Regions from separate parts of the Homo sapiens genome. Here region 1 is linked to region 2. Evidence: chromatin loops called from intact Hi-C (ENCODE). Cell type or tissue: Caco-2. All regions are shown on one strand. Links, peaks and the distances in the headings refer to the core of each region. The heading gives the core; the rest is flanking DNA.

What was found. Peaks named below come from ENCODE experiments on the same cell type or tissue, not always from the same donor. Only the 100,000 strongest peaks of a DNase experiment are listed, where the experiment ranks them.
Region 1: a loop joins it to region 2, with 2.0 times the contacts of the local background. A loop is called at or near these places in 3 of 110 quality-filtered maps.

The regions. Positions count from the first base shown.
Region 1 is chr2:105,967,167-105,970,203 of GRCh38, reverse strand. It overlaps LOC105373531 (a long non-coding RNA gene), which reads right to left. Exons shown (of 3, transcript XR_923144.3): 3 at 1-512. Among named protein-coding and RNA genes, the nearest start is that of ECRG4, 97 kb to the left of the region's middle. In Caco-2, for the core only: no CTCF peak of the experiment used is centred there; a DNase peak (open chromatin) is centred at 1,563.
Region 2 is chr2:105,895,519-105,898,248 of GRCh38, reverse strand. No RefSeq gene overlaps it. Among named protein-coding and RNA genes, the nearest start is that of NCK2, 150 kb to the right of the region's middle. In Caco-2, for the core only: no CTCF peak of the experiment used is centred there; a DNase peak (open chromatin) is centred at 1,296.

The DNA of each region.
Region 1 (3,037 bases), core at 301-2,800, 72 kb before region 2:
ATCAAGGAGGTAACTTCTTGACTGGCTGAAATACCATATTTAGTTCCTTTCAATATTCTGTGATTATTCTGCTCTCATGACAGAGGTTTACTCAAATGTACGTAGTTTTTTTTTTTTTCACGAGGCCCTCAGGTCTTTGGGAATGGCATCACACTTCACACTAACCTCTTAGTGTTATGCTCACCTTTAAATTAAAAAAAAAAAAGTTGAAGTATTTATTTTCTCTCCACTATGTTGTAAAATTTTCCACAATGGCAAATGCAAGTCATATAGTCTTGCAGGGAAGGAGAAGCAAGACTGATGATCTCCACGCTGGAGAGCTGCCTGTCTCCCTTTTTCTTCTCTTTCTTTTTCATTTCTTGGGCAGTGGGTAGGGGCAGTGGAAGTGAGGAGACAGAGGGCAGTGTCTATACTCTCTGGGCCCCTAAGCAAATCCCATCGCTGTCCAAAAGATGGAGCTGTTGTCCTGCAGCCAGGGTGGAGCCCTGTGGACCCTGCCGGAGATCCTGTTCCTAAAGGGAAGGCCAAAAATCACTTGTTGCTCATACTGGGAGTCCCTGTGTATGATACCTTAAACAGAGAAAAACGATCCTTAAAGGTAGGAGGAAGCCAAAGATGGCAAGAGGACGAATGGCTTCCGCAGCGGATATTCAAATATTACAGTTCTGTCACTTGGGCAGAGGATGGTTCATGGGGTTATCATACTCTCATATTTATGCTAAATAGAATAATTAGACTACAGGTGGTTCTAGAGATAATCACTAACCAAACCACCTCAGCCCTGGAAATGCTCACGCAACAACAAAACCAAATGCACCTGACAATTTATCAAAACAGACTAGCACTAGACTACTTATTAGCAGAAGAAGGTGGGGTCTGTGGTAAGTTTAATGTCTCTAATTGCTGTTTTAACATAGATGATAATGGAAAAAGCAGTTCTAGAAATTGCTTCAAACATCAGAAAAGTAGCCCAAGTACCAACTCAAACCTGGAAGGGATGGGACCTGGCAAACCTTCTGGGAGGGTGGTTCTCTAATTTAGGAGGATTTAAAACATGGGTAGGGACAGTAATCTTCATCATTGGGCTCCTCCTGTTTCTCCTGTGTTATCCCATTGATAATTAAAACATTGATAATAATTAAATAATAGCCATTAAAACATTGATAATAGCCATTAAAACATTGATAATAGCCATTAAAACATTGATAATAAAAGCCATTAAAACTTGTTGAAACTACAGTTAACCACCAGACAATTCAGACGTTGCTTCTGCTACAGTGACACAGTGGATACCAACCCGTCTCTCAAGAATACCCAAAAAATTAAGGTTTTCTTTTTCCAAGGTGCCCACGCCACCCCCTATGTCACACCTGCAGTAGTTATTGAGAAAGTTGCCCCTTTTCCCTTTTTTCTATAACCAAATAGGAATGAAAGATTCTCTCTGGGGCCTGAAAGTTTGAAGGGATGAGTATCTCCTCCCTTCTCAGGCCCAGTCCAAAGGCACAAGTCCACGTGAGTCAGCAGCGTGTGTCAGCAAGATAGCAGAATCAGGAAGAGAGCCAGCCAGAAGATACCTACCCTGGCTGGAAGACACGTACCCCTGAAGATTGAGAAGGAGGCCATCCGGGTACTACGTAGCAATCACATCAGACTGGGACACTTCCTGTTTACAGAGGACTATAAAACCCCTGTCCCGTCCTCCTTGGGGCTGATGTCATTTTAGGCCTCAGCCCACCTGCACCCAGGGGCTCATTAAACAGCATGTTGTTACACACACACACACACACACACACACACACACACACACACACACACACACAAAATCACTTGTTGCTTCTTCTACCTGAACATTTCAGACATGGCTGCCCTGGGATCAGTGTACCATTATGAAAATCATGGCAATTTTCAATGCTGGTCTTCAAAAGCTGGTGAAGAGTGAGAGAATGTTTTCATTTTCTCCCCAAACACAGTCTAACAGTATCTTCTGCTTTAACTGAAATACAGGGTCTGAAGTTAGCAAAGTCACCCGTGCTGCAGGACACTGCCTGGCTGGTGGGCAGTCGGCCTGTTGTGATGTGTGGCCCGAACTTGACCTTGAAAGTGGGGTAATAATGATCAATCCATCACCCTGCTTGCCTTGAGGCTGCTTCAGATCTAACAAGGAAAGCTTTGGAAGTCCCTGGAGCCCATGGACATAGGAGGGCCCACTGGCTGTCCAGGTGGCCACTTGGGTTCCTCTCCATCAGCAGCCCCCCTTCTTAGCCTGAGCAGACACCCCCAGCTGCCTGGGGATGCCAACTGCCTGTACTACCACCAGTAATCTCTCCTGCCTCTATTCACACATTAAATGCACTTTTTCAAAGCCTACTCAGTCTCTGGTAACTGCAACATTTGATAAGTATTTGAATGAGGACTTTAGAAACCAGGTTCCAATTTAATTTAAAACTTTTTACTTTCAATTAATTATAATTTCTCTAAAATTGAAATTTCTAGCAAGACTCAGGGGAGGCCAGGTAGACCTATTTAAGCATAGGAAGTCACTTGGACACCCTTAAAACCAGTGGTTTGCAACCTTGGCTACATATTAGAACAACCTGGGAAGCTTTCAAAACTCCCGATGCCACAGTGGGGCACCCCTGGCCAGGGCTACAGTATGAGTTTCCAGGGCTCCTTCATCTGTAAAAATATATTGAGACATTTTATGACTGCTTTGGTATAAAGAAAAATATGTTAATTTTGCATATTAAAACCTCTTCTTTGACGTAAAAGTCTGTTTTCTTCATTTGATTTCAAGGGAAATGTAAACCTTTTGTGTGTTCTAGGCACCGTGCCTAGTGGGTAAGTCAACTCTGCAGAGAAGGAGTTTATGGGGTGAACCCAGCCTTCAGCATTTTCTTAAGCTCCCCCAGGCCATCCTATTGCAAAGTCAAGGTAGATAACCATTTTCAACCATCTAGGACAGAAGGCCTACTTGGCTGGACTGGTCCTGGTGATCCAAAATAGCCTGGAGAGGTCTGGTTCCTTTAGTTCTAATGGA
Region 2 (2,730 bases), core at 1-2,500:
AAAGACTTAACATGTGAAACCCAAAATTATAAAAACTCTGGAAGACAACCTAGGCAATACCACTCTGGACATAGGAACAGGCAAGGATTTCATGACAAAGATACCAAAAGCAATTGCAACTAAAGCAAAAGTTGACAAATGAGATCTAAATAAACTAAAGAGCTTCTGCACAGCAAAAGAAACTATCCACAGAGTAAACAGACAACCTACAGAATGGCAGAACATTTTCGCAAATTCTGCATCTGACAAAGGTCTAATATTCAGTATCTATAAGGAACTTAAACAAATTTACAAGAAAAAAACCCACCTCAATAAAAAGTGGGCAAAAGACATGAACAGACACTTTTCAAAATAAGACATACATGTGGCCAACAAACATGAAAAAAAGCTCAGCATCACTGGTCATTAGAGAAATGCAAACCAAAACCACAATGAGATACCATCCCACACCAGTCAGAATGGCTACTATTAAAAAGTCAAAAAAGAACAGATGCTGGTGAGGTCACAGAGAAAAAGGAACACTTTTACACTGTTAGTGGGAATGTAAATTAGTTCAATCATTGCAAAAAGCAGTGTGGTGATTCCTCAAAGACCTAAAAACAGAACTACCATTTAACCCAGCAATCTTATTAGCAGGTAAATATCCAAAGGAATATAAATTGCTGTATCATAAAGATACATGCACACATATGTTCATTGCAGCATTATTCACAATAGCAAAGACATGGTATCAACCTAAGTGCCCACTAATTGTAGACTGGAAAAAGAAAATGTGGTACATACACACCACGGAATACTATGCAGCCATAAGAAAGAACAAGATCATGTCCTTTGCAGGGACATGGATGGAGCTGGAGGCCATTATCCTTAGCAAACTAATGCAGGAACAGAAAACCATAGACAGCATGTTCTCACTTGTAAGTGGGAGCTAAATGATGAGAATACATGGACACAGAGGGGAACCACACACACTGGGGCCTACTGGAAGGTGGAGGCTGGGAAGAGGAAGGGGATTAGAAAAAATAATTGGTAGTAGGCTTAGTACCTGGGGAACAAAATAGTCCGTACAACAAATCCCTATGACACAAGTTTACCTACCTAACAAACCTGTACATGTCCCCCTGAACTTACAAGTTATAAAAAAAAAAAAAAAGATGACTGCCCTGTTGCCCTGCAAATCAGAGTCTGAGGAACAGCACAAGAAGGAGCACATTTCCTAATGGCTGGAGGTCCAATGGGCTACACTCAGGAACGGCCGGCTTCCTCAGCAGTGGGAATGCCATCTGCTGGGGGTAGGGGGGAACACAGGTTTTCTGGACACTAGTTGGCTTACTGAACTTTTGCCCAATGCTCAATAGCCACTGTGTCACTTGGGCTGAGAATGTTCCAGCGGGAGGTTCTCATGAGGGGGTTTAGACCTGACTTTGGGTTCTACTCTCATCTACTTGAAGCCTGCGGGGAACATCCCAACATTTGTGGAATACTGGTTGGTTTAATGGACTTCTTTTTCCCACCATCCCACCCTGCTCCCAACCCCTAAGGAGAAAACAAAGATACTTCCTACCCTGAAGAGGATCATTTTTAGGGATGTGAATTCACCAACCACTGCAGGTAAGAAGGCCAGTGCTGAGTATGGCTGAGTGTGGCTTTTGGTTTGGGCTTCTAATTTAAGAAAGACAGCTCAACAGTTTGTTGAAGCAACCTCCCTTCAACACTCGAGGAGTCTTAAGCTTTAAGAAGCAGGGGTGCATTGGCCCTAAGACTGCTAGGGAAGGATCACACTGACGGTCTGAGGCAGTCGGCTCTTCAGGGGGGCCCTGAGGAAGCCCCTGGCTAACAGGGCACCAATGAGTTAGTTCCAAGTGAGAAAAATGTTGAGTAGATCCCTTGACACACGCAGGCCACCCCCAAAGGCATCTGTCACTGTTAGGTAGCACTTGCACAAGCACCCTCAACAGGGCAGCCCCATTTGACTCGGGAGCAAACACATTCAGAGATGCTGAGTAATTTGCTTGAAGTCCCAGGGCCGGTAAGGACAGCTAGGCACTGCCATCGTGCCTGGCTTAAACAGGTAACCAAAGCCTGCAATGCCGCTCCTCAGGAGAGCAGCCAGCATGTGGCAAGACGTTAGAAACGAAATAACCACATCAATGACACAGATGCCAACAATAAACAGTGCTGCATTCTAGTAAGAAAAGGCCAAAACCAGACTCATGTTTATTGAAATGTAAGATTTAAATAATACTTTCAAACTTTTCTATCCTTTCAGTTCTGAACTTTGGTCTTAAGAAATTACTTTGGTATTCTGGTGTTGAGCAGTAGGAATTGTAGAAAAGTAGATTGTAAACTGGTTAGCACATAGAAAGCAAGACACAGTTGAACTAGCACTGAAAATGATTTGGAAACATTGGTTTCAGCCATTATAAAGACTAGAAGATTTTAATTTGTGATGCAGTTTGGGAAAAAAGTTGGCCAGTTGTAGCTCACAAGAAACATCATTTAATGGCACTGGGCCATAAACCATACGTGACGGTCTTGGTGGTTACGTGCCAGCAGGATGGCACGATGTTTACCTAAAAGGCATATTTAGATACAAACAAGTGAGCAAAGTTACCTGAGTGCAGAATGACTAACCTTTATTGTCCCTTGCTGTCTGTGCAAAGAGGCAACAGAACAGCAAAACAAGATCTGTCCAGGAAGATTGATGGCATTGGCCCGCCTGGCCAGAGC